4 separate regions of the Mus musculus genome follow, and regions 1, 3 and 4 are each linked to region 2. The links are chromatin loops, found by intact Hi-C in ENCODE. Cell type or tissue: left cerebral cortex. All regions are shown on one strand. Region 1 holds the start of Jak2 (Janus kinase 2). Region 2 holds the start of Ak3 (adenylate kinase 3). Region 3 holds the start of Cdc37l1 (cell division cycle 37-like 1). Region 4 overlaps Gm35922 (a long non-coding RNA gene).

Region 1 (8,000 bases), 200 kb after region 2:
GGCAAGAACTTCCCAAAAAGGTCTCCAAAAATACAGAAAACAATCCCAAGAATTGACAAAGGGGATTACAGAAAATTAAAGGGTTTCCTTCCCAATAAAAGAAACATTTGCTAAACTGAGGAGGTAGCGTTTACAATGGGAAAAAAAAACTTAGCTAATGTATACTAGACAAGGAGCTTACATCTAGAATATATGAAGGACTGCAGAAATTAAATATCAAAAGAAATTGTTCAAGCTGGGCAGTGGTGGTGCAACCCTTTAATCCCAGCACCCAGGAGGCAAAAGCAGGGAAATCTCTATGAGTCTGAGGCCAGCCTGGTCTACAGAGTGAGTTTCAGAATGACCAGAGCAGCACAGAAAAGCCCTGTTTCAAAAAACCAGACCAAACCAAACTAAACCAACCAACCAACCAAAAACCCAAAAAAACAAAACAAAACAAAACAAAACCAGCAGCAACAAAAATCATTCACTCAAACAGTTGGCTAATAACCTGAGTAGACAACTTTCAAGAGAACAATTGCCTAGTTAATATTTGAAAAAAATGTTGAACATCCTTAACCATGAGGGAAATGCAACTTAAAATTGCTTTTGGATCCCATCTCTCCCCAGTCAGAATGACTGTCATCAGGACAACAAACAGGAACAAATACTGGTGAGGGTGCGGGGTAGGATACACTCCTACACACTGCTAATGGGACCGTAAACTCAAGAAGCCACTACAGAAATAAGTGTGAAGGCCGTGTAAGTCAGCTACACCGTTACACAACACAACTCACACACATACACACACACACACACACACACACACATGCACACCAGAAACACTTGCACATCCATATTTACTGCTGCACTGTCATTCATAATAGCTAGGGAGTAGAAACAACTGGGTGTCCATCAACAGGGAGGTGGATATTGGAAAAGTGGTGTATACACACACATGAAGCTGTGACATTTGCAGGAAAATGGGTGGAACTGAAAGTCATCCTGCGACAGAAAGTACACTGGACTCTAGAAGACAAATGCCTTTGAGTCCTCTTATCTAAGGAGCCTCCTCTCTCTCTCTCTCTCTCTCTCTCTCTCTCTCTCTGTGTGTGTGTGTGTGTGTGAAGTAGAATGTGCACAAGGGGGGAAGAACTGTTCTTGATTGCGAGGAAGGGGAAAGAAAGGGTAATAGAATATACTGACATGAGAACAGAAGGAGGTGCTATTTAAGAGGGGGAAAAGGACCAAGTAGAGGAGGGTGAGGGGGATGAGAGAGGACAGTGGGAGAAGACAATGAGTCAGAAGAAAGTGATCACACACACACACACACACACACACACGTTATAATGAAATCAATTACTTTGGATGCTATTTAAAATGAATGAGATTACAGTAAAAATGCCAGTCCCTACATCTGTCTCCTTTACAACTCAGCTTTTATCAAGGGTGGCTAAGACAGTTTCTTGGGGTGCAATTGTGACAAATGACTCAGGATTACTGACGAGATAGAGCGTGTTTTATACTTCCCAGCTTGATGGCATCTGCAAATTGCCCCTTCCATGGCTGTAACAGACATTTAATAGCTGTGCTTAAGGGCTTTAAAATACTTCCTATCCAATCTTCAAAATGTCTCTTTAAGTATGATGATGCTATTATACTCAATCCTCGTATTCTGATGAGAAGGATATATTTTTCATTACATGGATAAACAGGAAGCTTAGGAAATTGAAGTGACTGTCTTGGTAAAAGCCTTGATTGAAACCTGGGCCACCTAGCTTCTACTGCATAACTTCTTTTTTAGGACTGTCTACTTTATGTGTATAGTGTTTTGCCTGGACATATGTGTAATACATGTATGCTCAGTATCCAAGGTCAGAAGGAGGCCTGGGATTCAGTTCCAGGAGACTGAGATCCTAAATTACAGATGGTTGTGAGATACCACGTGGGTGCTGGGAACACTTGGCCATGAATTTTCCAACCTAGGCTTGCTTTGTTTATTTGAAACCAAGTCTTGCTATGTAGCCCAAGCTGGCCTGGAACTCAGAACCTTCTTGCCCCAGCCTCCTGAGTGTGGTATCACTTATGGCTGGCTTTATAGCACAACAGCCTAAGAACTATACAAAGATATAGAACACAAGGGCTGATCTCACACAGCGATACAGTCTTGTTACTGTTTGCCTATGGAAGGCAGCTCTGCTACCACAGAGAAAGGACAGAATCTTGCCTCCTGTCTCTACACCCAGTGCCACAGCAGACAACTAGCTATTGACTTTTATTTTTCCAGTCTGGCCATGCTAAACGTCCTAAATCTAAATGTCTTATCTTCCACCCCATACTTGTTTGTGCAGAGTTTCTGAAGGTCATAAAAGATTTTGTCCGATTCCTCAGAACTCTCCCTTATCTTTATTAGAGAATGCAGGAACTCTGTGAAAAGATTAACAGGTGGAACAAATCTCTAGCTTATGCCTCTACTAGGAATCGCATCTAGTGCTGGAAAGCATTCTACTACAGAGTGAAGAGAGATCAACATTCAAGACTATCATTGGCTCACTCTTACCTCACCGAGAATGATTTTCACTGTAAATGAGAATGAACAAGTTACTCAGTTTTCCTGTGTGGGTTGACAAAGGACTTAAATCCTATAAGCTTACTGTTAATCATCTATTTTTTTCTTGCCCACCTTATCTTTAGCTTTGGTGACATTTACTTAAAAGAAACCATGCATTGTGTAGTGGCCCACACCTTTGATCTCGGCATTCCCCAGGCAGGTAGGAGGATTTCTGTGAGTTCCAGGCTCACAGACTCAAAAATAAAGGAAAAAACAAAAAAAACAATAGATGTAAGATCTGAATAACAGCATCCGTCACGTATATAAGGGGACGTGGGTGTTGTGAATGCTTCATTTCGGTTGACAAACCTGGGGCTAAGAGAAAAAATAAGAAGCCCTATACAGAATGACCCCAGTTATTTCTTTGTCTTCTTATTTAGCCCCTTTCCTTTTACTGTCTTCCATTGAGGGTTCTTTCTTGGTCCTTAAAACACATTCCCTTTTCAGAATCCTTTTCATTGTTAGCTTCTTTCTTGAAACCAGATAGTTCCAGGACTGGATCGTTCTCATCCTTCACATTTCTGCTCAAATGCCACTCTAAGAGGTCTTTTCTGGTCATCTCAAAATAACATCTCCACTCACCTTTGTGTGTGTGTGTGTACCCGTTACTGGCAATCACACACAAAGAGCAGTGCAGATTTAAAGCCTCTTTTCTGGCTTCTATGAGAATAGCACATGCAGAATGGGTGCTGCCTTCGTCTCCTCTCCTGGGAGCCCTTGCCTAGCAGGGAACAAATTCTTGAATGAATGAACGTGGCTCTTTGGGACCCTATACGTCGTTTCTTCTTCCAAGCGGTCCCTTCGCAGAAGTGGTGGTTAACTGAAGTCAGGTACTTGGGTCTCAGCGCCCGGTCCACGGTGCCACGTCCCCTGGGCCGAGCGCTTAGGGCAGGGAGCCGCCTGTGGAAACGAAAGCAGGAAGGGGAAAGTCTCCGCGGAGGCAGCGGCCGCCAATCCTATCAGCTCGGACGCAGCGGGGCCTTCCCGGCCGGGCTGACTCATTCCCAGCCGTCTCCTCCGCGAGCCGAGGCCGCAAGCACGCTGCGCCAACCCGCACCCGCCCCGCTCCTCCTCCTCCTCGCGCGCTCTCGCCCGGGGGCTGCCCCGGGAATCTCCACGCGCGCCTCCGCTTCCCCGGAGCCCGCGGCCGCCTCCCCCGTCCCGGCCCAGCCCCGCAGAGCGGCCCCGCGGGCGGCGCAGGCGCAGTGGGGCGTGCCGGCCTCCGCCCCCCCGCCAACCCCCGCCGGCTTGCCCACGCCCCGCTCCGCCGCTCGGGGCCGCTTTCCCGAAGCTGCACCGCGCCGGAGCCCGCCGAGCAGGGCAGCTGAGCCGGCGTCGCGGGGCCGAGCGGAGGCGGCGTGCGGCCCCTGGAGGGCGGAGACGGGCTCGGCGCGCGGTGGGCGTGGCGTGGGCTGCAGGAAGCTGAGGCAGAGCAGAAAGGGGGCAGCAGCGGCCACCGCCGGCCTCCCGCCGCGCTGACAGGCTGGGCGGGCCCCCGCTCTGGGCGAGCTCGCGCGGCGTCGGCGCCTCGGCCGCGGCCCCGGCTCCGGAGGCGCCCGTCCGTCCCGGCGAGGGCTGCAGGCGGCTGCCGGGTCCGCCGCTGCGGGATGTGAGTGCGGGCCAAGCCCGCGCGGGAGGGCCCCCGAGGGCCCAGCCTGGCGGCCGCTCGACCCTGCGCCCGGCCCGGGGGCTCCCTAGACCTCGGCCCGCCCGACGCGTCTCGGAGGAGCGGATCCTGCGCGCCTCGGGGCGCTCCTGTGTGGCCCGACCCGTGTCGCCGGTGGGTGCAGTCCCTGGCTGCTGGATGGGGGCGGGGGGCAGCGGTTCTCCCTGCGATCCCGCCTCCTGCTTTCCCCTTAGCCCCCTGCTACTGGCAGGGAACTTCAAAGCTAGAAAACCTGCGGGTTTCCGACAGCCTAGGAAGGAGTGGCTAGCTGTTGATAAATGCATGCATCCCCTTGTGCCTTAGAACCCGACCCCCCCTCTTTCTTATTCTTCTGTACATTTTTCTAGTCATCTAAACAGCGCAGAAAAAAAAAAAGAGAGCATCTATTGGCCCTGGGTTTTTGAGTTAGTGACTTGCTGCTTCTGTTTTTAGGTTCCTGAAGCAGGCGACGGGAACAAGATGTGAACTGTTTTCCCTCCCCAGAAGAAGAGGCCCTTTTTTTCCCTCCCGCGAAGGTGGGTGTTAGCGCTCGGGGCTGCCTGGGTGCTGCAGTTAAAGACAAGGGTGTCTGAGATCTGCGAGCCAGTGCCTGCTAAGAAGGCTGGATGCTTGTGTACAACGGCAGGACTAATTGTTGCTTACTGCGAAAATGGCAGTGTTGAACTTTTCCTGTTGCTGTGGGAGAGTAATTGGGTGGTATTTATTGTGTCTCTTGGATCCTTAAAGAAGCGGTCTTTGTTGGTTTTACAGTGTGGTCTTGCAGAGGAAAACAATAAGTCGTCTCTTTCTCCCCCTTTCTCCCCAGTCTTAATTTTCAAGGAATTGAAATAACCTGTTGAGGGAACAAATTGGTTGTTTTTGCTGGGTTTCTGCTGCCACATTGAATGCTTCCTGTATTCACCTGCTTGCTTTGTTGGTTGATTGCTTTCCGGTGGTTACTAGTCTATCAGGGGAAACTCCTTTTCCCTGAATGAAAGGACCGAGCCGCTGAGTGTGTCACAGAGAGGAGGAGAAATGCGGAGAAGGGAAACAGAAGTGGGAATAAAGAAGCCGGAGGTTGCTTTTGGTTTCATAATAGGTTTGTATGAGTGAGTTGTTGGCTTACTGCAAATATTCTCATATAGTTCCCAGCGGATTTGAAAATGAATCATCAATTTCTGGTCCTCTTTCTCTATATCCTTTACCTGTTTACTGTTTACGGTTCCAGCTATTAAGATCATTTGGTTGTATGTGAGCTGGCTTGAGTGTGGGACGTCTGCAGACTGGATGTGCCCAGGACTTATCCTGAGAGTACTGAGCGGTGCTACAGGCATGAGCATTTACCTGTACAGGAGAGCTGCAGTGTGTGGAGGCTAGATAAGCACTTATGTTTATTTTGGCTTTTGTGGAGTATTGTGGAACTTGCTCTGTAGACCAGGCTAGCCTCCAACTCAGAGATTTCCCCTGCCTCTGCCTTCCAAATGCTGGGATTAAAACCACCACCCACCGGGCTTCATTTGTTTCTTTTAGTGTCTTTTCCTTTGTAATTTGAAGGTGTCTTGAGTAAGGTGTCTTGAGTGTGAAAAGTAAACATATTTTTTTTTCTCTACTTTACCCAGATAGGCTATTCTTGAAAGATGGGATCCCTTTCTGGCAAAATAGAGAAGACCATTGGCTTTGGAGTTAGATCTGAGCGTGCAGTCTTAAGTTAGGATAATGGTGTTCTTCCCATTTAACAGCAGTGTTAACTTAAAATTTACTTTCTCAGAACCTTGTGTGGGGGTCGATTGGATGCATGCAGAGCAGTAAATGGTTTGGTCGCTTCTGAACGTCTTAGCTTCTCAGAGCTGGGCAGGCAAAGGAGGTTCCTAGCTGGCCCGTGCGTAGCTGGTCAGTCCCTGGTGCGGCTTCCATAGAGCATAGAGAAACTGCATGCTAGTGTATCTACAGCCTCTGTATGGAAGGGTTTGATGCCTAAGCCCCGTGGTGCTGCCCCCTGGTGGTTAAGATGCGCAAAGACTTGTCCTTTGCTCCTCCCCCATTACACTGTTTTTCCTTTTTAGGCTCCCTCGCTTAGTTCTTAGTTTCCCAAACTGTGTCAGGTGTTAGAGCACCAGGGAAGGCTGGCTCTCACCACTTAACCTGAGGTAGTTTCAGAGGTAGGAAGTTCCATCCGTTCCTATGGGGGTGTGTGTCTTTGTAAAGCTGTATCTTCAGAGTTTACTGTATGAAAAGCTGCTATTTAGTGTATGACAGTGTGGAACAAGAAATGACAATGTGGCAGTGCTTAGGATGATACCAAGGGGCTGAGGAATTGTCAGAATCAGAGCAGCACCAGACCCCCCAAGAGTATTAATGCTAAGTTGTTTGACCCAACAAGGAGTATTTCCTTGGTTTAAAAATAATAAATAAATTGCTAACTTTCAGGATTCCTCAAGTGGAGATAGTCTGGGAACATTTTCATTTGGTTGCAGCTGGCTTTTCTGATAACAGTTTTCAATGCAAAGCCTTAGTTCATAATGGCATAATGTCCTGCTTCTAATAATGCCTGTATGACGTCTGCTAGGTTCTTCTAAGAATGCCTGCATGCTGTCTGTGAGGTTCATTCACATTGTAATTACTCCTCTTGTGTACCTGCCTCTCTGGACACTTCATAGTTTTTATTTTCTTCTGCACAGGGCTCTTACCACTACATTTTTTGATAATCTTTTTGTCCCAAATGAAAACTGATATTTTATACTACTGCTGTAATTTGGATCTTGAATGTCCCTGAAAGGCTTTTGTGCCAGAGCTTTTGTTGTCTGAGATACTAAGATGCCAACTTCTCTTCTGCTTCCCTGCTGCCATGGCAACCAGGCCTTTCTTATTTTAATAATACTTTGCTGGCTAGAAAGACAGTGTTGAGCCCTCTACATTTCCCCACCATTTCATAGAGCAGGAATAGTTTATCTGAGTTGTAAAGGCCCCTAGACAAGACACTGCTTCAATGTCCGTGCTCAATCGCTCTGTTTGTATTTCCTGGGTCGCCATAGGAGAGACTTGACAGCATTACTTAAGAGCCTCCTTTCCCACTGTTCAATCGCATTTTTCCTCACTCCAGGCTAAGTCCTTTCTGACAGTTGCCCCAAAGCCTTATTAGGCCTTTACTTGACTTCCTCAAGGAAGACTTTGGGTGGGTTCGCATCTCTTTCCAGCTACTACAGAACGGTCCCTTTATCCAGTGGGTCTTAGAATTACATACAGGATTTACTGAAATATATATTGTTGCATTCTGTCTCCAGAGTTTGTGTTTCAGTAAGTCCGGAGTGGAACCTGTACATTTGCATTTCTTACTTGTTTTCCAAGGACCACCACACTGTGAAAATCACTGATTTAAATTGGTTGGCAAAGATTTTTTTTTTTCTGTTAAAGAACATAGTTTTTAAGCGGTGTTGGCAAGATTGTCTCTTTTGCTAGTCTATAGTGGAACCTTTGTAGCACAGAAGTAGTCATAGGCAGTGCATAAGTAAATGGCACGCTGTGTTTCAATGAAGGCTTATTTATGAGAACAGCCAACTGGCTGAGTTTGGCACATGAACTAGAATACGAAAGTTCCCAGTTCTCACATGATTCCACCATCTCTGTGAGTTACTGATGCACCTTTTATTTCGAGCAAACCTTATTAAAAGAGCCATGTTTGTCCTTTAAAAAAAATCTTTCTTAAAATTTATTTTCTTGAGCAAGCCACACATTTAATGTTTTATTACTCAAAAGTATTTTTGTATA
Region 2 (8,000 bases):
GATTCACAGAACTGTTTATTATAGCAAAGAACAGTTAAGAACATAAATCCCCAGCTAATAGGGATCCAAGGTACGGTGCTTGATTCGCATGCACAGAGCTTGAGATTCCGTTTCTGGCACTGGAAAAAAATGGATTAGTCGATATCGGGCAAAATATAAATGTCTTGTTCAGTCTTGGTGAAATTAAATCTGAGATGATATATAAGCATGCTCACAACTCATGAGGATACAAAGCACTAACAGAAAGGGGAAAGAGAACACCAAAGGGTTAATCCACGATCTCCAGGTGAGGCCAGTCTATGCAGGATGTCAGTTCTCCTGTATTCTTCCCTCTATCCCTCCTCCCTTCTCTCCTTCATTCGTTCGTTACTTTGTTCCTTTCTTCCTTCCTTACGATTTAGTATCAGAAAACATGAAGCACTTTTTCAGAATTTGTTTTCGGGTTTGTTTTGGTTTGCTTACGATTACATCTCATTTGCTTGATTCTGTGGGAAATATCTAATCCATTCACAAATATTTATTGAGGATATATTCTCAATATATAGAGAGAATATAGGCTATATTCTCAATATAAATTTGCAAAAGTCCTACACAGGACCGGCCAGACATCACTTAGTAAAGACTACTCTACCTGATAAACCATTAACATCTGTGGGAACAATCTCACGATGCCTCCCAAGCTTTGTGTTCTGCCCTTACTAAGGGATTGTTGTTATTTCTTTGAAGAACAAGTGACCCCGACATCCCAGGACCTGCAGGATTTCAAGTATCAACTAGCTGAGTGAGCATCCCAAGGGACCTGGCTGGGGCTTCCCTCTGAGATCTGTAACTTTTCCCAGCTGAACAAAGACCTAGCTGCCTGTGTGGACCTTGAACTCTGAACTGCAAAGACTTCTCTCACGAACTTTATTTAGTTCTCCTAGCAGAGCCAGAGCATCCGCAATTCCAACCCTGATGAAACTGAGTCAGGAGGATTACTCCAAATTCAAGACTAGCCAGAGCAACTGTCTGAGACCCTGTTAAAACAAAACAAAACAAAAAACCTACTTCCAATAATGAATCTTCAAAGTTTGTATTAAGAAAGTATTTGTCTTTCTGTGTCATAAAAATGAACTGAGCATTAAAACTGCCGAGTGGGTGGCTGAACAACTTTGTGTGTTCAGCTCCTTGGTCTCTGTAGTCTCTGTCCATGTTTCAGAGATGCAGTCCTGGGCACCCTGAGGCTTAACAGGGGTTAACGTGTAGCAAGAAACATTGTTTCTTCATTTTTCAGAAATGTATTTAAATACCCTTTCATTTACTCTTTTCAAATGTTCTGTGTTTTCCTACCCATGAGCATTCTTTGCCACCCACAGTCAGGCCAGCTCTGAGTCGGTATGCAGGTCACCCCTAAAGACTTCTACTGTACTTTGGATAGCAGCAAAGTCTTCAGGACTTGGGACTGTTTGCAGTAACTCGCATTGCAATCTGTTGCACTAAGAACATTTAGCAAGAGTCAAATAACCTTTCGATAAACTTTAATTAACTGCAGCCTTTATTATTTCTTAAGGTCGACATTAGAAGAAAACGAAAACATGCTTGAGGGGTGCAGAGGATCGAGCCAAAGAAACTGAAAACTGTGGGTTTTCACACACCCCCACCCCCACGCACACACTTGAATATCAGTGTCTTTTAAACAAACAAAAAACACCCTTTCCTAGAAACTAGCTATACACCCGCCAGGAGGGAGTGGAGAGGTAAATAAATCGCGGTAGATTCAGCAGACACAGGGTAAGCAGTGCAGTGCGGAACCGGACAACGTCTCCATATGGGATGGCAGGCTGAATGCAGTGTGCGAAAACACTGATGTGGAGTAAGTAGATGGTAACTTGATACACTGAGGTTGTAAGAAGGAGCTTTACACAAAGACATTTCCAGAAGGAGATAGACTGTTTCTCTCCGAGGTTCTGGGCTGAGGTAGGGACTAAGAGAAAACTTTGCTTTTTACTTTATACATTTCTGTCTTCCCTCCTCTCCCTGGCCTTTACTTTCTTTTTTTTAAAACCTTGAACAGGTATTATTTCTGTGTAAATAAGCTTCAAATGAATTTTCAAAATAGGCACTAGTTTGAAATTGAAGGTCAACACTATTGTGGAGAAACACATCTAGTGCAAGCTTTTAAAAAATAGTTTACAGCTGTTAGTTGGCTGGCGCCTGGAATCCCAGCACTCACTAGGGAGGCTGAGACAGGAGGATGTCAAACTTAAGTTAAAGTTATCCTTGAATACATCGAATGACACTGTCCCAAAAAATAAATTTAAAAATGCTTTTCTTAAAATAGAACTTACCACAAACCCACCCTTTGTAAAGTGTTGGCTAGATTTTTTGTGCTGAGTTAGAAGACTTTGGAAGGAGAAACACAGCAATCGTTTATGTAACTGTTACAAGGACAACTTTAGTGACTAAGAAATGTCTGGGGGCATCAAAATCTAAGCCAACTTTGTGACTGCAATGAAAATAAGTAATACTTGACCTTGCAGAGAGAAAGGTCAGAATTACAAGATCCCACGGAGCTTACCATGGGCGGGAGGGGGGGGTGTAGGGAAAAAAAAAAAAAAGAAGCTAGCCCTGGCAGAGCCAAAGCCTGCCTTCTGCATACAAGGACACGTGGAGAGACAGGCACAGCTCCCCCCGGCTGGACCCCCACCGCAGCTGCCAGCTGTGTCGAATGAGCTTCTAAAAACAAAGCCAAGGGCTTTCCTTCAGTCTTTGAACTTCCTAGTCCTTTCCTTCCCCCTCCCCCATCTACCCGAAGCTGCCCACGGAGGCCAGAGGATTCGGGGCGCAACGGCTCTTTCCCCAGGCGAGGTCGGGGAGCGCTGCACCCGCGTCGCAGGACCCTCGACCCCGGCCCGCAAAGCCCCGCCGGGACGATCGCACGCCGCCAGCCCTCGGTCTCAGCTCCCACCTGTGCCCTGCAGCATGTTCTGGCGGAGCAGGTCCCCGCTGGAGAGGTGCTTCAGCTCGAAGTGTTTGGTGATGCGTGACGACACGGTGCCCTTGCCGGAGCCCGGGGCCCCCATGATCACGGCGCGCAGCAGCCGCCCCGACGCCCCCATGGTGGCTGGCGGTGGTCCGAGCTGCGCAGACGCTGGTCTGTGGCCTGGCCTGCGCGCTCACAGGCTCCGCGGCCCTGGAGGGCTGGCAGCTGCAAGCGGGCGGTGGCCAGGACGCCCGGCTCTCCCGGAAGTGAGCGACGGCCACCGGGGCCGCCCCGCCGGCTGCTGCACCGCCCCTCCGCGCCCCTGCACCCCACTCCCTTGAGCTCCACCCGGCGCCTCTTGGCATCCCCAGACCCTCGTGCCCTGTGCTGCCTGGTCCCAGCCTGCAGGCTGCGCCCGTCTGCATTCTCCCCAGTGGACAACCTCTGAGCACCCCGTTCTACTTCTAGTCTCCCGCTGGCACCTCTGAGTGCCTGGATTTCATTTTTTTCCCCCCTCTGTGTTCACCTTTTTCACCCTTAGTCTTTTCTAAGAGCCAAGTTCTGTCCTGCTCAGACCCAACAGGAAGCAGCATGCCCCCGTGTTGTGTCCCCTCGGCCCCTCTGGTTCACCAGGTGTTCCCCACCTTTTCACACCAATCCTCCCTTGACCTTCTTCCCTCTGCCTTTTCACCCCATTTCCTTCTCCTCCAGGGGTGACCTGGAACCCTCCTCACAGAAGCTTTCATCAAGTGAAGTATGTGTCTCATCTCCCTGAATCCACTTTCAGAACCAAAAGTAGCTGTCACCGTTAACTTCCGCAGAGGTCAAACATACTAGCTCCTTCAGAAATGCATTCATTTCAGGAAGAGCTACCCAGTGCCTACTGTGTGCCACTGTACTTAGAGGCCTCCGAGAATGCTATGCTGAACAAACCCGAGTTTCTACTGCTGTCCGTTTGTTTTCTTGCTTGTTTGTCCAGGGGTGGAAGTAAGGCTTTTTGAAACAGTACTGTGAATAAAAACAATAACAAACCAGCAGGCAGCAGTGATAGACGTCTTTAAACCCCGCACCCAGGTAGAGGCAGGCAGATCTCAGGATTCCTGGCCAGCCTGATCTACAGAGCGAGTTCCAGGACAGCATGGGCTACACAGAGAAACCCTGTCTTGAAAAACCAAACAACAACTAACCAGAAGGTGTGGGAGGGAGCAGTGATGCCCTGGCGTGGGCTCTGAAAACTGAAGTACAGAGAGGGAGAGTGAGGTACGAACGGATGCAGAAGAGAAGCGATTGAGTCTTATTTTATCTGTAAAATGGACGCAGGAGATTGGTGTGGAGTAGAACGGTGTGTGGATTGCCTGTACAAGACCAACTACAAAGTGCTCCGTAAACGTTGCCCACTGTCCGCCTGATACGGTTTCCTTGTGCCGGGCACCGGGAAAACAGAAAAGTGTCTCTAAAGGAAACACCATGTGTGCCCCCTCAAAGGCTGCCAAATGACTGGTTCAGAACTACTTGCTGTTTCCAAGTAATTATTTCGGGGGTGATGGAGAGGGTAGCAAGGTAGGTTTGCTTGCTCAGAGAGAAGACGTGGTCTCCGTGGCAAGGTGAGGCAGACATCCCTGTACTTAAAAAAGCAAATGAGTGGCTCTCCCGTTGTTATTGCTGCACAAGAAGGAGTTAGTAAATAAGTAAATTACACAGTCCGTGCCTGTGTGTGGAATTAGGAGGAGAGCATGAGGGTACCCCGAGGTAAAGGAAGGAAGGGAGGGAGGAAGGCAAGAATGGAAAGGTCTGGGCAAGAGCAGGTTACGCAACACTAGAATCAGAAAACCTGGTGGTGGAGAAAAGCATTTCCAATCTCCGCAGTTGGGAACATTTGTGGTTTCAGCCTTGAAAATTTCGATTATGGGGGTGGGGTGTTCAAACAATTTTGGAGCAGCTAAGAATCCCGCTCCCAACACTACAACAAGCAAACACACAAACCCGAACAGAGAGATCCATTGCTTGTTCTCTTGGAGTTAGCGTTCGTTCTACTGGGGAGAGAAGACAGAAGCAAACATGAGTATGTAAGACTGAGGTGCTTAGAGACTTAGGGTGGGAGGCAGCAGGGTGTGTGGTCACTTTAACAGGCCCACGGGAGCTCAAAGCTGTTGATTGTAGAGGAGTAAGAGGCTGCCAAACTGGGACGTCTCTTGGCAACTGGGCCCAGGGCAGTCATTTCGACACACACAGGTATTTATTTGTGTGAGGTTTTGTTTTCCTGTTTAAGTTACACTATTGATAATAGTGGAACACAAAGTTAATTTGAATTTTAATCTCGCAAGGGTGCCTGAACTACCCATGGCCAAATGTTTATACAGGTCCATTTGTATTGAAGAAAGCTCAGAGGAGTGCCCTGTGTGTAGTAGGCAGTCAGTAAATGCCTGTTGAGGAGACACTAAGGAGTACTGTTTTGTCACATTAAACTCCAGAATATTTTAAGTCCTTAGAATGGACAGAGTGGATCAGGGATTATAGGTATGTGGCATAGGTTAAACTGTCTCCCTAAAAATGTGGGGGTGTGGCTGGCACTAGGTCTCAGTGTGTGACCTTATTTAGAGCTGTTCCAGGAATAGTTAGGGAGATCATGTTGGGGTGATCAGTCATCGTCTTTACCAGATGTGATATGAAGACACCAATAGTGTGTGGTAACAGGCCAGAGACTGGAGCTAAAAGGCTGCAAGCCAAGGAATGCCAAAGAGCAGTGACAACACCAGATGCCTAGAGAAAGACAAGGCACTGTTCTCTCTTAGAGACCTGATGAGAACTCCCGACCCTGCTCATTCCTTGCATTTGGCTCAAAGTTTCCCAAACTATAAGAGAAACCATCCCTTCCCTTTAAGCTCGACATTCCAGGCTGTTTGTTATGGCAAGGCCTGGGAAATGAATATACTGTTCCAGAAATCTGTGTGTGTGCGCATTGTCTCAGCATGAGCTAGGGAGTGAGAAGGAAGGCTACCTGGAGTCAGTGTCTGGGAAGCCCTGACTAGCACTGGCGTTGGGAAAAGACAAAAGAACCCGGAAGAGGAGGGCGTGTCTGGTACCTATTGCAGTAGAAGTGGCCCAAGCCTTTGTTGGCTTAGTACACACAGCGTGATTTAGCTTCTCACACTGGTTCCCCATGACTTACTCACTGGGCTGGATGGTTAGAACAGACTGGAAAAGTGGGTGTTTGTCCAACTGCTCTTCAGTCTCCTGATCTGCAGATCTATGGCGCCTGGGTTCCTGGAGGGGAGTGTGTTTTGTAAATCCTTCTTACATCTCTTCTTTCCTGACTTTTGTGACACCTCATTGGCCAAGCAAGTCCCATGACCTAGAGTGTGTGTGTGTGTGTGTGTGTGTGTAGACACTTCATAAGAAACCAGTAGTAAAATAATCTAGCTTAGAGATTCTTTATTAGTTACCAATTACAACTTAGCCAATTATCCCAAAACTTAGCAACTTAAAACAATAATAGCTATTATCCCATAGTTAGCATCCATCAGGAATGCAGACACAAGCACAGCTCAGCTAGGTGCCTGTGGCTCACCGTCTTAGAAAATGCTACCGCAAAGGTATTGGATGGAACTACTATCTTCTCCAACCTCAACCCAGAGAGGATTTACCTCCAAGCCCCCTGATGTTGCTGTTCGTCAGTCTCAGGTCCTTGGTGATTGATGGCCAAAGCGTGCTGTTTCAAACCTAAAACGGGAACTGCGGATGTAGCTCGGTGATAGAATCTTTATCTGGTGAGGACGAGGGCCTGGATTTGACTCCCAGCAGCACAACAGACAAGCACACAAACCTAAACAAAGGAGATGCATTGCTTGAGCTGACATTCCGCTGGGGAAAGAAGATAGACACAAACATAAAAATGCATAGAATGGCGGATGTTCAGAGGTGCCACAGAAAAAAATATAGGAGAGGAGAGGTGGGGTTAGGATAAAGCTGTTGCTGTTATGAAATGAGAATAGGAGGTATTGTCACACAGGTCAACATTTTGAGGCTGAGAACAAGCCATCCAGATAACCGGAGGAAGAATGTTCTGGAGAGAGAATGGAAAGATCCGAAGAAAAGGTGCTGAGGGGAGGAATGCCGAGAAAGCGGTCTGAAAGTCGAGGGTCTGGAGCAAACAGGGGAGGAGATAACCGGAGAGCATGGGAGGTCGAGATCATCCATGTCCCACAGGGTCTTATCAGCTGCTGTGGCCAAGTGGGATTGTCTAAAGATGGCAGCGGCTCACACCCAAGTTAGAGACTCCGTGATCTTCCCGAGTGCTGTTTCCGAGTTCTGTTCCCGTCACTTCCCCACTGAAGAAGCCAGTCTGTGTTGTGTTCCCTCAACCTCTGAACTGGGTAGGCTCTTGTGACTGTTCTAACGAGCTGAGTAAGGATAGGCCCTGAAGAATGAAGCAGCTCTGGTTTTCTGACTGTTGGCTGCAACACTCAATTTGGAAACCTGCAGTAGCTGCGTAAGACCATCTGACTACCCTGGGACACAGCAATGTAAGAAAGCCTAGCCCACGTGGAGCAGCCGCATAACGAGAGTAATACACAAGCCACCTCTAGTTAAAGCCACCCAGCTGAATGAACCCTTCCCAAACGACCCGAGATAAAAGGAAATGATCGAGATGGTTTTAAGTATTAATGTGAGCAAGAGTGCAGCCACACAGGTCGTGAGAACTGGGTAGCCAGATGTGACATTACCCACCTTTAATCCCAGCACCTGGGAAAACAGAGGCAGGCAGATCTCTGTGAGTTCGGGGCCAGCCAGGACTACATGGTGGGATCGTGCCAGACAAAATGTGCTCCTGAGACAATAATGGAATAATTGTTATGGGAGGAACCAACTATTTAATGTTTGATTTTGAGACTAACTCTACAGGAGGGGATTCATGCCTGCTTCTATAAATCTGGTCAAAAGCCCATGGCCGAGGAGGTTATAGGCCCTACTTAGGGGAAGCTACTGATGCTCATTTGGTAAATGGACATGCGATCAAACTGCCTTCTAAGTGCGCTTG
Region 3 (8,000 bases), 58 kb before region 2:
GGGTCTCAAGTCTTCACTGATCTTCACTTTCTGGAAAGAGGCACAGCTAAGAACTTCTAGCATTCCTGCTGGTTTCTCCTTCTGGTTTCTCCTGCTGAAGCTGGAGCCTTGCTATTTCTGTTAAGCAGTGCTACCACTGCTGATTCTTATTTGCTATCCCAACTCTAGCAAACCGGACTGCTGGTGTATCCGTAAAATGTTTGCAAGCAGATCGAGCTGCCACTGCTAACCTGTGAACTGAACTGCCGATTTCCAGACAACACAGTCTGGAGTTGCTCCAAAGAACCTTTCTAAGCAGGTCCACTTCCCCCATATCCTTTCTTTTCCACTACCTCTGGAGGGTGGTGGGCTTTACATAGGAAGTGAAAGCATTGGAGAACCATCATTGAAAATAGGATTTGAAAAAATTAAGTTTTCAGCCAGGCACCACTCAAAGCACTTTGTGGTTTCAAATAAAGAGGGGGAAATAAACTGTTTTCATTTTCTCTGACCTCTTACACTTTCCCCTTGACATTTAATGCCTGACCGCAACAAGGGTTGCGTGAAAAGCTTTTCAACTTTTATTTCTGATTATAAAGTTATACACTTGTAGGAAAGTCTTCTACCAACTGTAATATTCCTCCTTTTACATTTACTTAATAATTTATATCCATAAAGACACAGAAGGTGGGAGCTGTGGTAAAAATCTGCTAACTCATCAATGTAACTTTACTTTCTTAACAAAAATCTCTATTTGCAAGCCTGATCTTACAACTCACCTGCTAGCTCTTTAGAAATCTCTTTCTATCGGTGTCATTTTACTGAGCTCATCTTCCTGTCTCTTGAGCTCCTCCAAATGCAAGAGGGCTCCTTAGCTCTCTTTCCTAGAATACTGTTTTACCTGCATCCTCTCCGTTGCTTCTCTGTGGTTTCCAAGTCCAAAAAGAGAATCCCTATCTCTTACCCAGAGCTTCTTTCAGCAAGGCTCTTCCAAGCCATGAGAGAGAGCTCTCAAAGGTCCAATTGCTATAAAAGAAGTCTCTAGCTCCTCCCCTATAACTTGGCAGGCTGAACCATGTCACCATCATGGTGGGGGCTCCAAGCCAAGTGAGTAGGGGCTGAACCACTCCACCTTTATGATGGGGCAGCTCAAGGTCACCCAGCCCACTTCACCTCAGGTCATAGAGCAGATTGGGTCACAGAGCAAAGACCACTAGACCTCTCCCAAGCAACTTGCCTTACAGTAGGCAAAAACTTTTTATTCCTTAGCATGCTTATCTATTGAGACTTCTAGCGGCACATCAAACTGTATCTAATTAGGACACACCCATCAGCATCTGATAAACAGTATCTATAACAATATGGGTGTTCTATAAACAATGATCAAATATCCTGTAACAATCAGCACAATACGGGAAGGCTAAATAGAAATTAAGACCTTTAGAATTTTCCATTCCTGGCCTTAGCCACCAAAGTGATTATTACACTTCTTCTATCTCTTCCAAGATTTTTGTGAAAGTATCTTTTATTCTCCTGAATAATTGTCATCTCTGAGGCTTACTGCCATCTGTTAACCCAAACCTAGTCCTGGAAGCTTCTAGCCTCCACACAATCTAATCTAAGATGAGAATGTTTTCAGCCTCTGAGACTTGCTGCTGAGAAAGCTCACTCTTTCTAGTTCTTTCTGAGCAGTGGCTGGCTGGTTCAGGTCAGTTGTTCTGGCTCAAACACTTCTTCAAGCTAACTGACTCAATTTGACTTCTCTTTCAACCTCTGACTCTTTTGCTCTGCTGGGCCTCTAACTCTGGCAATATGCTCTAATTTTCTAGCTTGCTCTTTCTCTGCCCTGCTCCTTAAAACAAACAAACAAAAACAAAGCAAAACAAAACAAATAAACCATAACTTCTCACTTTACATAATCTAATTCTGTAATTTGGTTTCTTTAACCCAGTGAGTGCCCCTTCTGTGTAGCCCAGGTTGGTGGTGAACTTGAGAATCCTCATGTCTCAGCCTTTCCCAGGATTACAGACTTGTTCATTTCAGAGATATTTCCACATCAGCACGCTGAGATCTACTCTTCCATTGCTTCTACTTACTTATTTTTAGCTTTCTTTTACCACCCCAAAACTGTCTTTGTATTAGATTCCGCTGTAAAAATACTGTTGGGTATTTTCCTGATCATGAAAGAGCTGAACTGAAGCACATAGGCTTTTCATGTCATCCCTCTTCCTTAAATGTTACACAGCATGCTTAACAGCATTTTTCTCATCTATCGCTCGACCATTAGGATTAACGAGCCTTTAGCGTTTGCCAGTCAGGGCTAAGGCAGATGACTCAGTAGGTAAAAATGGTAGCTGAGCAAGCATGAGGACGGTAGTTCAAATACCCAACAAACCTGCACCTCTAATCCTAGCTCTAAATGGGCTGAGACAGAAGGCTTGGTGTCAGTTCTCTGAGCTCAGCGAGAAGAAACCTTGTCTCAAGGGAATGCTGTGAAAAATAACAGAGCAGGAGAACTGATGTGGTCCTCTGGCCTACCCTTGTGAACCTCACGCCCCCACACACCCCTACCTACAGTTTGCCAATCAATCAAAGCTTGAAAGACTGATAGTCTGTCGTCTTATCTGATTGCGAATAGACAACAAGCTAAATTGTTAAACGTGCGGGTTGTGAAGTTAGACTTTCCTAGTTCCTAGGTGTCTGTTTCCCTCTCCCTGGTCCTAGAAACTAAAATCAGGGCCTTGCCTGTGTTAGTTAAATGAGCACTCTACTGCCAGGGTACATTCCCAATCTTTGAGTTTTTCGCTTAAAATGTGTTCTCGGGCTATGGTGGGTCATTTTGTCTCAAAAAGAAAAGGGACAGTGAGTACTCGGATCTTCACGATTCTAAAAAGACACGAGGAACGGAAAGCCCTCTGATACGTCTACTACTTGTCTCAATTCTTTACAAATGTGCTTGCCCCAGTATTTTATTTTTAGTGTCCTCCTCCGCTGTAGCAGGGTTTGGAGAACAGTCTTGTCGCGGGTAATTTGAAGTTAAAGGAAAGTTGGCTGTGCTTTCTAAATCGGTCCCCCTCGACTCCGACTTAGATTGCTCTACACGAAGGAGCTTTTGAAATAGAAGAGGGACAAGTCAGAACACCCTTTGAACGCCCGGATCCGAACCTGCAGAAACCCTAGTTAGCTTTCCCGGACTTAAACTCCAGACTTTGCTTCTTCGTCCAGACGTGGCCACGCCCGGTCACGCCCCCGGAAATGACGTCCCGGCCGGCTACTTCTTCTTCCGCAGTCCGCCGGCGGCACAGTCCAGGCCTGCTCCGGGGGTGCATCGGCTTCGCCAGGGGCAGAGGGATTCTGGGTAACGACCGTGGCCGGCCGGGCGGCTGGCTCCGCCCAGCAGGTTCCACTCACGCCAGGGCCGTTGGCGCTGGCGGTTGCCGGGCCCGGACCAGTGGGACATGGAGCAGCCGTGGCCGCCACCGGGCCCCTGGAGCTTCCCGAGGACTGGCGGGGAAACCGAGGAGGAGAGTGACTTAGACGTGTCCCCCTCTTCGTCCCACTACTCTCCGGTACCGGACGGCGGCGCCCAGGTGAGAGCGGCCTGCGTTCTGCCGGGGGCGGGGGATGGGAAATGTCTGCGGGCATCGCGGGGGAGCCTGATGCCAAGCCACAGCTCTGGCAGCATCTTCCGCGAGAAAAGGAGGCGATCACGCGCGCATTCCCGACCTCCACGTCCACGCACACTTGTCCCTGCACCGGGGCTGGTTGCCCCTCACCTTTGCGAGAGGTTCCTCCTCCCCCTCTCTGCTGCTGTCTGCGTGGAGCTTTGGGGGCCGCTCAAGTGTATAACATTGACCCTTTGTCCTCTGGTGCGTGCTTTCATCCGAGCCTTTATTACGAGCTCCAGCTACTTTGTGCACAGTTGATAGGAACAGAGAGTGATTGTACTTCTAAAATAGTACACCGAGTCCTGACATAAACATCTCACGTGCTCTTTGCCGCGCTGACATCTCAGCAAATTCTGTAAGCCTTGCCTTTGACGCTGGCACACACCTCCGTTTCTATCATTGGTCCTTTACTGTATTCATAGTTTGATTCCGCGTCAGCCTCCGGTGAAAACATACAGCCACCGAATTGGCTTTCAGGCTTCTTCCCGAAGTTTCTGATACTACATGTGTTTTTCAACCCAGCTTTCTTGCCTCGGAAACTGTCAAGTGTTATATGCCAGTTATGGCTTTTATAGGGGTGCTGTGCTATGCTGCGAACATCACCTTCTCCCGACTTTTCACCTGGGTGTGTTTTGAACCAGATTTCAAAAGCATAGACTGAACACTAATCTTTTCAATGAAATTGATTGTAGGTGTCTGATTTCCAGGCGTTTTTGCAAAAATGTGGTCCAATATTATAATAGCTTTTCTTAAAGATGACTGGTTTAAATTGTCTGCCCGCAAGTCAGTCAGCTGAGTTGATTGGGCTCACCCACAGTATGCTGTTTCATAACCACAGACTATGGTCAGCCAACTAGTCATAGGGAAAGTAAGGCAAAATGAGAATTGATGGGTCAGTAGTCACCTAGTTACGGATCACTAGTATCATCTGTGTATACTTAGTATTGCAGAGGGAGAAAACGAAAAGTTGCTGGTGTCAATTTGGACAGGCAAGGGGAAACTGCCTCAATTTCAGTGCACTGTGGTTGACTCGAAGAAGTAATCCAAGAAACCCAACATTTTAAAACGATTTTACCTGTGCATTTGTTTAGGTGATGGGGTTTAAGAAGGCTTCTATTGCCTTCACTAAAGGAGATCTCCCAGGGTCATTTAGTTAGACAGTGCAGGGTCCCCACTAGAACTCATGACTCCCAGTCCGGTGTTCTTTTCAGGACGCTTCTGCACTGCCTATCCAGAGAAATACTATAGCATTTTATTTGGATGAGAAGGCTTTTAAATGGTGATAAAATTTACACAGTCATTACTTCTAAGAACATATAATTATTACAAGCCTACTTGTATGTTTTGCTAGCTTTAGGACTTAAATTGGGGGGGACATTAGAATATTTAAAAAAAAATAAAATGTTTAATCAATCAACAGGATTTTAAAAATTCATCTTAAATTACTGGCTTAATTTTTACCAAATATGAGAGACAGAGAGCTATCTCAATATAACATGATGTGTGAAAAGGCAAGCCAGAATTTGAGGACTTCAAAAAAGATGGTTGTATTTTTTTAAAGATTTATTTTATTTATATGAGTACACTGTAGCTGTCTTCAGACAGACCAGTAGAGGGCTTCAGATCTCATTACAGATGGTTGTGAGCCACCATGTGGTTGCTGGGAATTCAACTCAGGACCTCTGGAAGAGCAGTCAGTGTTCTTAACTGCTGAGCCATCTCTCCAGCCCGCTTGTATCTTTTTTTAAATTAAATTTTCATACAATATATTTGCATCTTGTTTTCCACTCTCCCAACTCCTCCCAGATCCTCCCCAAATCTCCTCATCTCACATTATGTTCTCCCTCTCTTAAAACAAACTACCCAAATGAAATCAAAATAAACAAGCAAAAGACTAGTAAGACTAAATAAATACAATTTTAGAATAATTAAAAAGGCTAAAATGGAGCAAAAAGTCCACAAAAACACCACAGAGTTCATTCTGTGTTGGCTAGCTACTGCTCAGCATGGCACTGCCCGCCCTGGAATGGGGGCGATGGAACTCAGTGATTTCCCCTTTCTAGCAGGTACCAACTGCACACTGCTTCTTGGTTAGGAGTGGGCCTGTGCCCACTTAGCCCTCTCAGTGCTGGGATCCAGTGTGGCTGCTGTTTGAGAGCTTTTGATGTGAAGCTGCTCCAGTAGACTTGAACCATCATAGTTTCTTTGCGGAGTTTTTGTTTACTAAAATTATGGCCTTTTAAACTTTTATATGATCACAGAATAAAATAAGACTTGATATGGGCTCAGAATGCAGCTCTGTGGAGAATGCGTGCCTAACATGGGTTCACGTCCCTGGGTTGCTTCTTTTTCTTAAAGACCCAATAGTATACTTAGTCATCTCTGTCCATGTTGGACTGTATGACCAAATGGTATGATAGTCTATGGGGAATAATTTAAATATACATAATTTTGGTAGTTGGCTTGATTTGAGAAATATTTGCTTTTGTATAATTAGGGCAAGATCCTGCACCCCACTTCTAATAATTGCCTTTATTGGTATAACTTTGTTTTTTACAAATTGTTTTACAGCTTCATTTTTCTCCTTTTACTGGCTTTCTCCCCATTTCCCCCACCCCCCTTGACATAAAAGTTTCTCTGTGTAGCCCAGCTATCCACTCTGTAGATGAAGCTGACCTTGAACTGACAGAGATCTGCCTGCCTCTGCATCCCAAGTGCCGGAATTAAAGGTGTGCAACAGCATTGATAATTTTTCTTTTAATTTAATTATTTTATGTATATGAGAATTTTGCTTGTGTGCATGTGTGTGCATCCCATGCATTCCTGACACCTGCCAAGGTCAAAAGAGGTCGTTGGATGTCCTGGAGTTGCAGACAATTGTGAGTCACCATATAGGTGCTGGAGATGGAGCCCAGGTCCTCCTCAGGAGTAACAAATGAGCTCAACCACTGAGCCAGCTCTCCAACATCTTCATTTTCTAGTGTATCAAGAAGTAAAAATAAATGTTTTACTTGTCGTTTAGAGACATGGCAGTATATGGGCTTGAAACCCAAATAACTACTAAATAAGGAAACAGGAGAGCAATGTCCACAGACAGCCAGTAGAAATCTCAAATGTGCTAGAAAACTCAGGTTTACTCCCTGTGCCAGAACAGTTTGTTACTAAATTCTAACTCCTTACAAAGCTTGGAATCAGGGAAAATAAGTATATATTAATGTTAAAAACAGCAGTATAGCAATGTGTATACCTTGGGTTTGGAGAGAGTGGATAAGAACAGGCTTGGGATCGGGCAGGGATCGGATAGAGGACAGAGTGTTATCAGTGAAAAGGGATAATCGGGTTCTGAGGGTGGGAAGAATAAGCCAGTAAGTAAAACTGACGGGAACTAAAGGGTCTGTGCTTTATAATAATAGACTCTCGGAAAAAGCATGACTGCCCCCTCTTTTTGAAGCATCATTCTAGTAGTGAATGGCTAATGAAGACCAAAAGGTATGATTATATTTATACAGTTGAGATGTAAATGAATAAAGGCTCTAATAATGATACAGTTCTGGCAACAGATTAAGAACAGTGATTCTTAGTAAGTAGTATGAAGTACATTTAACCAAGAAATCCTTAAAAAATGCCCTCCACTTTTGTTGTTGAGACAAGGAATATAAGGAACTAAACTCCCATTGCATTTACATGAGCAGTTACAGAAGTATTGAAAGTGATTTCTCCTGAGTAGAGCAGAGTCACCAGTTGGCACTTTTCGATTTCACTGTCACTGTTTCCATTAGGATTGAGGTAAGGTGTGCCTGTGTGACATAATCATTTAAGTAGCATTTTTTATTAAGAACTCTCTCATCGTCACAGATTGTGATGACACAAAGAAACTAGGAGCCATTAAATGGGTTCTTTGAAGTGAAGACTGGTCACTGCAAGATCTACAGGTCAGAGCTCTGGTTTTCAGGATGAGGAGCCATGACTGATGCACTGGACGTGGCTTTGCTTTCCTCCTCCTGGGGAAGGAAGGATTCTGGAGCCCACACAGCTGATGTTTGTTGTTGTCCGTCATCTCTGTGCGAATCACTGGCAATTGCCAGCCTTTGTAGTGTTAGTTGTCAAGGAGAGGCATCGATGAACAAAGAAGCTCAGAGTTGAATTGATGGATGTAAACTGCAATTGTAGACAAAGAATACAGCTATGCCTTGTACCAAAACGTCCTACAGAGACCCTTTGATGGAAAACAGTGAGCTGTGTCATTGCTGCTGCCTTCATTCCTTACTAATACAGTTGTTACTTCTTATTTAGATGTATAGCCACGGGATTGAGCTGGCTTGCCAAAAGCAGAAAGAATTTGTGAAGAGCTCT
Region 4 (8,000 bases), 260 kb before region 2:
TTATAGGATATTTGAATCTATTTCCAGTTAGGGTGTGGCTCAGCCCTTATCACACACCTTTAATCTCTTTGGCTGAAATATAGACATGCACTCAGCACTCACATTTAATCCCAAACAATGAAGGTAGTTTGTAGAAGGAAGCACCCATGTTTGAAAGTGATGTCTACTTGAGAGACAGAAAAAGCAAAAAATTAGAGAAAGATTTGACAGAGTAGGATACGCCCAACTCTCACAAGAAGAGAGAGGAAAGGGAAGCTACTTAAGGGAAGAGATGGACAGTACAGGAAAAAGAGAGTACAGTCTAGGATACAGTAGAGTTCTTGGAGAACAATACAGTGGAGCTGAGAGGGAGGAGAATAGAGACACACAGAGAGGGAGAAGGGGAGGAGGAGGGAGAGAGGGAGGGGGAGAGGGAGGGGCGAGGAAGGGGGAGAGGGAGGGAGTTTTACTGGGAAAGTTTTACAGAGGCAGACTGAAGAAAGAACAACCTAGACACAGGTAAAGACAGAAGGAGAAGAGAATAAGGAGGAGCCAGAGGTTGGAGGGGGTTGGTATAGTTTGTGGCCAAGAGGAGCAATTCAGAAGCTGAAAGAAAAGCCAGATTGAATAAGTTCGCTTGCAGAGGAGTTTGAGCCACAACAGCTGAGCTGATCTAGCCAGGAGGAGCTCAGAAATAACAAGAAAGGGTGAGCTTTTTCAACAGTGAGTCTCGGAGGTTAAAAACATGATAGGCCTAGATTAGATTGTATGGAGGCTAGAATCTTCCAGGACTATTGCCTAGGTTAGCAGACAGACACAGTAAGCCTCCCAGACAACAACTATAACAGGAGAATAAAAGATACTTTTACAGAGAGAAATCTCAGCTAGCTATACTTATGACATAGGATTAATATTTAGAATACATTTTTTTTAAATCAAGAAATAACCAAGTTGAAAAATAGACTATAGAGTTGAATAGAGAATTCTCAAAAGGAGAAATATGAATGGCTATGTTTTTTAAGTTTTTTTTCTTAATACCATTAGCCATCAGGGATTTGCAAATTAAACTGTTTTGTGGTTCTATCTCATCCTGGTCAGAATTATGATCATCAAGAGATCAAATGAGAACAAGTGTTGGTGAAGATGTGGGGAAAGGAGAATCCCTACCCAGTGGTCATGAAGCCAGGCTCCTTCTTGAGGTTTGGTAGGCAGTTAACAGTTGCTGAAGGAGGCACAGGCATTTGCTTCAGTGGTTGGACATTGCTACAGTGTCTAGGTATTTGCAAATGGTTTCTCACCCTTTCTTCTGCAGGCAACTGAAACTAAACTCACTGGAAAATAAAATCCAAAAAGACATGAAAAGGGAAGAGCTGGGCAGAAGGAAGTCACCAGGAGTGGGAAAGGGGATGAAGGAGGGTAATGAAGAATAAATACGATCAAAACACATTGTATTCTTGTATGAGAAGGTTCTGATGTAGCCTGTTAGTTTTATATAAATGTGCTAATAAAAACTTTATAAAATAAAATGAGAAAGAATTTTAATAACTTTTTATTGTTTCAGTTGCCATAAACATATTTAATGGTATTATTATGTTACATAATATCCATAACATGACTATGAGATTACACATAGGAGCAAATAGAAAAGTTGAGTTTAATGAGTCAATGAACATTAAAAACTCTAAATGTAGTTTTGTCTTTTTGAGGCCAATTCAGGTTTAATCTTAAGACATTTTATCCTATATATATCAAGTTAAATATTAAAATATCTAATATCATAGAAATAAAATAAATATATTATTTATTAGTAATGGGTTATTGTTTAATAGCAATTTTTATGGCCTAATAACCAATTGAGCCCATTTCAATACCAACCTTATATATAAATAAATATATTTCAAGGGGCTGGAGAGTTGGCTCAGCGGTTAAGAGCACTGACTGCTCTTCTGAAGGTCCTGAGTTCAAATCCCAGCAACCAAATGGTGGCTTACAACCATCTGTAATGAAATCTGACGTCCTCTTCTGGTGTATCTGAGGACAGCTACAGTGTACTTGGATATAATAAATAAATAAATCCTTTAATATATATATATTTCAATACCAACTTTATATATATTTATGTATACATATAATTTTTTCATTCTAAATATATATATATAAATATATATTTTATATGGAAAAAAATTTAAGAGGCCATTAAAATTTTTCTCTACATGTAGTACTAGTCCTTTAATTTTTTAATCTCTTAAATTTAAGTTTACATAGCACAAAAACAGTATAGAAAATTTCTAAGCATTTAAATAGACATATTTAATTTTTAGTCACCCTTTAAATCTAGTCTTTGTTTTCCCTGTGCATGGTACAGAATAACTTCAACATCTCACCTAGATCCTGACTGGTAGTGCTTACGGGCTTGGTATTGCCTGCAATCCCATCATAAAAAAGGAAACTTAATGTAAATCTCTTTGTAAAGCATTTGCATTCATAATTTATACGTATCCCAGTCTCCATAGAAATATCATATGAAATCTCACATCATATTTCTGGGAAATAAATACACAGCACTGATCTAATCAATGCACTTAGAGTTATTTTGATTTGTTTCTAGAATTATATATTAAGATATTTATATATATCATCAAAATTTTGCTTGATAGCTTCCATACATCAAGAAAATTTTGCAAAGCAATCATATTTGGATTTTTATGCATTTCTTTCAAAATGCATTTAAAATACTGCATTTTGATTAACAAAAAGCATTTTGTGCCCTCCCATTTTTATTACCCTCAACGACTTAAGGAAGAATGAATAAAATTTAATTTATTTCCACTATCTATGAGAAAAAAATCTTTATTAAAATCTACGTAATGAATGCAAAACATTGTAACTTAACAAGACTTCCATCTTATGATTCATCATGTGCATTATGTAAGCAAGCGATAGAATGCTTTCTGTAAAGTGGGTGGATATTTAGTGACGCTTTAAAATACTTGCTTAGAAGAACAGATATTTCTTAATGTTGCATTTAAAGTACATTCATGTTTTGGTTAATATTCATAATAGATCTAAATATTCCATTTTATAGATGTGGTAAAAATTCCTAATAGATTTAAATATTCCATTTTCTAGATGATCAAGAAATTAAGAGCTTAGGTTTATAAGGAAGGCAGGAGAGATTTACCAGGTCTTTGACCAGATAGTTAAATTCTATACATTCTAACTATATTTATGACAAAGTAAAACAAGTCACCATCAGCAGGTCTCTTTGGTGTAAGTCCCTCCCTCCCTCCCTCCCTCCCTCCCTCCCTCCCTCCCTCCCTCCCTCCCCACCCCTCTTTTTCTTTGCTCTTGAAACCAGACTGGACTCTGCCTGCCACCTGTCACCTAAACAGAAATCAGAGATTGAACCTTTCTAAAAGCTGCTCTTTATTCAGAAAGCCACAAACTGGGAAGTCAGAGAAAAGTCTGCTTTAGGGGACAGGAGAGATGGATGGGGACACTTTAATATTCTTTCTTATAAAGACCCTGCTGCCCATAGTTTAGGAAGGAACCTGCTGGCACTTGCTGCTATTTTAGCCTCACACATTGCTAAGGGTTTGTTACTCTTTAACTCCAGCCCACATGCCCTGCAAAGGAGACAAGGTTAATCCCTGTAGTACTCCAAGAAGTGTCTGAGCCAAACTTTCATGGAATGAGGAGAGAGTGCAATGGATGAGTAGAAAGATGCAGGTCTCGTGGGTCTCCTAAAGGTGACTAAAGCAGGAGGGAAAGATGATAAGCCATTGGAAGCTGTGGGAAAGGAGACAAATTCCTCAGCCCGTGATTTGATTAGAACAGTTGTTCTCATCCTTCCTAATGTAGCAACTTTTAAATACAGTTCCTCATCTTGTGGTGACCAACAGTCATAAGATCCTTTTTGTTGTTACTTCTGAACTGTAATTTTGCTACTGTTGCGAATCCTAATGTATATCTCTGTGTTTTCTGATGGTCTCAGGCGACCCTGTGAAAGGGTCGTTCCACCCCAAGGTTGAGAACAACTGGGTTAGAGCCTCTTACCTGCAAGGAAGTGGGAACCCCAGCCCAGGGAAGCAGTTGGTGTCAACTGCTTCAGGCCTTTCCCTTCGGGCCTGAAAAGTTGTGGCTTTCAGAAAACCCTTGTGCAACTCCAGTGGCCCCCTGGTGGTCCGTTATCAGATTCTATTCCATCCGAGGCATCTGGGAGCCATCCCGCAATCTCACTTATCAAGACAGATAAATCAGGGAAACAGAGGAGCGTTTCTTACTTTTTAGGTTTAACATCTGGCTCATTGGTCTAAGGCTATGATTCTCTGTGAAAGCCACCCAGTCAGTCAGTCAGTCCACCGGGAGCCCTTGTTCACACTTGAGCATGCCTTATCTTTCCCAAGCCTCGTTTCTGCTTAACGTTCACACTCAAAATCATCTTTAAAATATCTTAATGGCTGGGTGTGGCGGCACACACCTTTAATCTCGGGCCTCGGGAGGGAGAGGCAGGCAGATATCTGAGTTCAAGGTCAACCTGGTCTACAGAGCGAGTTCCAGGATAGCCAGGGCTACACAGAGTAGCTTGTTTTGAAAACCGAATAAACTGTAACTCTTTCTCAGAGAAGCCCATACTCGTGCTCTTGAGTGGCCTTTTGTTCCTTCCTATATTCCTTTTTACTTAATGAGATCCTGACTCTATTTTATTCTGGCTGGTCCTAAATTCAGTTCTTGGCTGAAGCCATAAATTTGGGATTCCCTGAGTTGAGTCCCTAAAAGATTAGGGAAACTCTTTGGGCTTCATGGAGAGTGGCAGTACAGAGCTGAACTTCTACCCCTGTCAAAGTGGACTCGATCAGTGACCCACAGGGCAAGGATAAGTAAGCTCCACGCTGATTGGCTGTCCTTGGCCCCACTTCTCTCTTTGTAAGCTACTGGTTAGAGATGAGAAGGAAGATGGGCTTTTAGCATGGCATCTACTATAGGGTTGATGGTGCCCCCTGTAAAGCAATTTAAAGATTAAATTCCTGTCTCTGTTCATTGCCATCTCTGACAGTCAGCAGTGGTAACCTCAGGTGTTCTACTTATACGGTGAACTGCTGTTTTTGTTTGTTTTTGCTTTTGTTATCTTTTGTTTTAACAGAGTCTGGCTGTGCAGCCCTGGCTGGCTTGTAACTTGTAGACCAGACTGGCCTGGAATTCCGACTCACAAAGATCCACCTGTCTCTGTCTCCTGAGTGCTGACATTAAACTGATGAAGCATGTGCCATCCGGACTGGCCACTATTCTTTGCGCAATACATGGTGATTAACAGAAAAAACTCACAACTGGCCAGAGTGTGAACAGTGTCTTTGGAATACTCAGCTACAACTGTGACTATCACACATTACTTCCACCAAAGGATCAGGGACCATGGTGGGAACGGGAGACACCGGGGTCAGTGACAACCAGAGCCAAGAGTGTCTTCTGGACATGACAGGAAGGTTACCCTCCAGAAACCCCAGGAGTATGGGGATGCCTGTGTAAGACCTGAACAAGCTCAAGCTAAAACAGGAAGAAAATCTGAGAAACCACTGGAGATGCAAGGAATTAAATCAGACCAACATTCAATGCAATGTATGATAGACATGTGAAACGGGGAACCAAAATAAACCTTGCCCCTCTCAAGTCACACCCATCAGGTACTCTGTCTCAGCAACAAGAAAAAGAGCTAATAAGGCTGCTGACTCTGAGGACCTGGACTCCTTCTGGGGGAGTACATAAGTGAAGGATGCTTGAGATGAGGCATAACAGCATGTCTTTTTTTTCTAGATGACTTCAATGTAATTAAGAAAAAAAAATATTCTTCTTCTAGAGCCTTGTGTTGGTTGGTTAGTTAGTTAGTTAGTTAGTTAGTTAGTTAGTTTTTAAACTTTATACCAGTTAGGGTCATCTGGAAAGAGAGAACTTCACTAGAGAAAATAACTCCATACAACTCCATACGAGTTGCCTGTAGGTACACTTGTAGGGCACTTTTGAGTAATGGTTGATGTGGGAAGGCCCAGCCCATGGTGGGTGGAGCCACCCCCCAACCCCCCCAACCCTGGACAGAGCAAGCTATGGAGAGCAAGCACGTAGGCAACATACCACTGTGGTCTCTGCATCAGCTCTGGACTCCAGGCTCTTAACTTGAGTTCTTGCCCTGGTTTCCCTCAGTGATGGACTGTAAGAAGCTATAAACTGCAGTAAACTCTTTCCTCCTTGCACTGCTTTTGGTCAACAGAAAACAAAGTAAGACAAGACCTGTTCTCCAGGACTAACGGAGCCACTTGTGGCTGTTCTCAGTCTTTATTTTATCAGGAAAGTTAGTGGTGGGCTTTGGGGCATATGCTTCTAATAGACAAGGATTCTTTATGATTGCAGTTCTTAAAGAACAAGCAAGTGAGAACTATGTTCAGGCTTTGGTTTAGTGGGTCCTGAGGGCCTGTAAGTGGGAGGAATGCAGACTCATTCAGATGAACTGCCTTTTAGATCCAATCCACAGCCTTCTGCAGGGTCACATATATATCACCCCAGAGTTTCTCAGAAAAATCTGCCTGTGCATTCACCCATTCACTTTTCCTACATTTGATTGTTTTACTGGGCATGGACTTGTGCAAGCATGCTTCTAATTCCTCTCACTGCAAACAAGAATGCTTACAACCTCACTGAGCTGTCCTTGTATTGCAGCAATAGCCAAACACTGCCAAATATAGCCACGTCTAACTATGGTGACCATCTCTATACTTGGAGACCACAACAGCCCACGTATAATTAGTTACTTACTCAGTCTGGTCTGGGAGAGCACCCTGAATATGATCCCTGCACTAAATATCTAGAAGATGACTAATTGCTGATTTAAAAATTCAGAACCACAACAGAATGCCTGTATACAATGTATACAATGTACAATTGTATACAATGTTTCCTAATTGCTCATTAGAGTAGATAGAGTTGGCAGCTCTTGCCTATATACAATATACTAAAGGTTGATGGTAAGGGCTTTATGTAGGCTATGTTCATGAGTTACAAATTATTCTCATGAAGGTAAATGTTAGCAATTCCATTTTTAAACCCCAACCACATCTTTTCCTTTGAAAGACAGTTTTACAAGTAGAATGTAAATCCGTTTATTGACTTGTCATTATTTATGTGACCCCTGAAACACATGATCTGCATGCTTAGCCTGATTGCTTTTTAGACACATTGATATGATTTTTTTATTCCCCAAAATCACTTCCTGCAGGGCTTCAGGGTGAACACGTGACCTTTCAAGAGTTGTCAATCTAGTTAACCTTTGACATCTCCAATATGCAGGTGGTGTCTGCCACCCAAGCTCAGTCAAAGGAAAGGGTAGTCCAGCTTCATTAGGACTTGTGTCCTTGAAGGTAACATTTTCCCTTCCCAAAAGGGCTGGGCCCACTTTAACTGGCTCTGGGAAAGACCTAAGTGAAGGGTATACTATGAGAGATTGTTGCTCATTTCCAGCAGGGACTTGACACAACTCTGGCTGAATGTCAGTCCAGGTTGACACAGAAGAAGCTCAGAGTAATAGAACTGATGTTGTAAAGAATTTACAAATAGGTTTGGAGGAATTAAATCATATGGCATAGAATTTAGCCCTGCCTCCAAAGGACCACAAATATGAGAACTCTTCTAAAGCCTGTTAGAGGTAAGCAAGAGCTAGGATGCCTGCGAATGTTTGTCCACCGGGAGTGACCAGTCAGTAGGCCCAGGCCTCTGTCGGGCAGCTCCAGGGGACAGCCAGGATCATAGCTACCATGAAGTACTGGCCTGCTCTTAAGTGTCCTGTGTTCTTATCAAAAAAGCATAGTTCTGCCATGCGGGCAAGATGACCCTGGGTAACAGCTATTCAGAAAGAATAACACTGGTGTGCTTAAGGAATAATTCTGGCAATATCTTTGCAGTCCCTTGTCTCTGTTTAAATTTTTTTAAAAGTGTGACCAGGGGAGGGAACCTAAAGGAGATTTAAAGATGGCAGT

What was found. Peaks named below come from ENCODE experiments on the same cell type or tissue, not always from the same donor. Only the 100,000 strongest peaks of a DNase experiment are listed, where the experiment ranks them.
Region 1: it touches region 2 in a loop (9-fold over the local background); 6 of 42 quality-filtered maps call a loop at or near these places.
Region 3: it touches region 2 in a loop (5-fold over the local background); 15 of 42 quality-filtered maps call a loop at or near these places.
Region 4: a loop joins it to region 2, with 2.4 times the contacts of the local background. A loop is called at or near these places in 3 of 42 quality-filtered maps.

What each region holds. Positions count from the first base shown.
Region 1 is chr19:29,247,749-29,255,748 of GRCm38, forward strand. Jak2 (Janus kinase 2) reads left to right here and starts at 4,055. Exons shown (of 25, transcript NM_008413.4): 1 at 4,055-4,370; 2 at 4,689-4,771. In left cerebral cortex, CTCF peaks have their summits at 3,999 and 6,240 (motif pointing left); DNase peaks (open chromatin) are centred at 2,445, 3,674, 3,939, 4,361 and 6 more places; H3K4me3 peaks cover 4,966 bases; H3K27ac peaks cover 4,895 bases.
Region 2 is chr19:29,044,732-29,052,731 of GRCm38, forward strand. It overlaps Ak3 (adenylate kinase 3), which reads right to left and starts at 3,230. Exons shown (of 5, transcript NM_021299.2): 1 at 2,948-3,230. The coding sequence starts at 3,098. 1700018L02Rik (RIKEN cDNA 1700018L02 gene) reads left to right here and starts at 2,752. Exons shown (of 1, transcript NR_028360.1): 1 at 2,752-3,998. In left cerebral cortex, CTCF peaks have their summits at 3,374 and 4,828; DNase peaks (open chromatin) are centred at 2,252, 2,378, 2,757 and 3,225; H3K4me3 peaks cover 2,808 bases; H3K27ac peaks cover 2,720 bases.
Region 3 is chr19:28,987,101-28,995,100 of GRCm38, forward strand. Cdc37l1 (cell division cycle 37-like 1) reads left to right here and starts at 3,267. Exons shown (of 7, transcript NM_025950.4): 1 at 3,267-3,569; 2 at 7,941-8,000. The coding sequence starts at 3,438. It also overlaps a transcript of Ak3 not described here. In left cerebral cortex, CTCF peaks have their summits at 3,332 and 5,254 (motif pointing right); DNase peaks (open chromatin) are centred at 1,596, 3,249, 3,643 and 3,948; H3K4me3 peaks cover 2,377 bases; H3K27ac peaks cover 3,512 bases.
Region 4 is chr19:28,786,807-28,794,806 of GRCm38, forward strand. It overlaps Gm35922 (a long non-coding RNA gene), which reads left to right. Exons shown (of 4, transcript XR_877801.1): 4 at 1,292-1,379. Among named protein-coding and RNA genes, the nearest start is that of Gm35922, 31 kb to the left of the region's middle. In left cerebral cortex, a CTCF peak has its summit at 4,190 (motif pointing left); no DNase peak of the experiment used is centred here.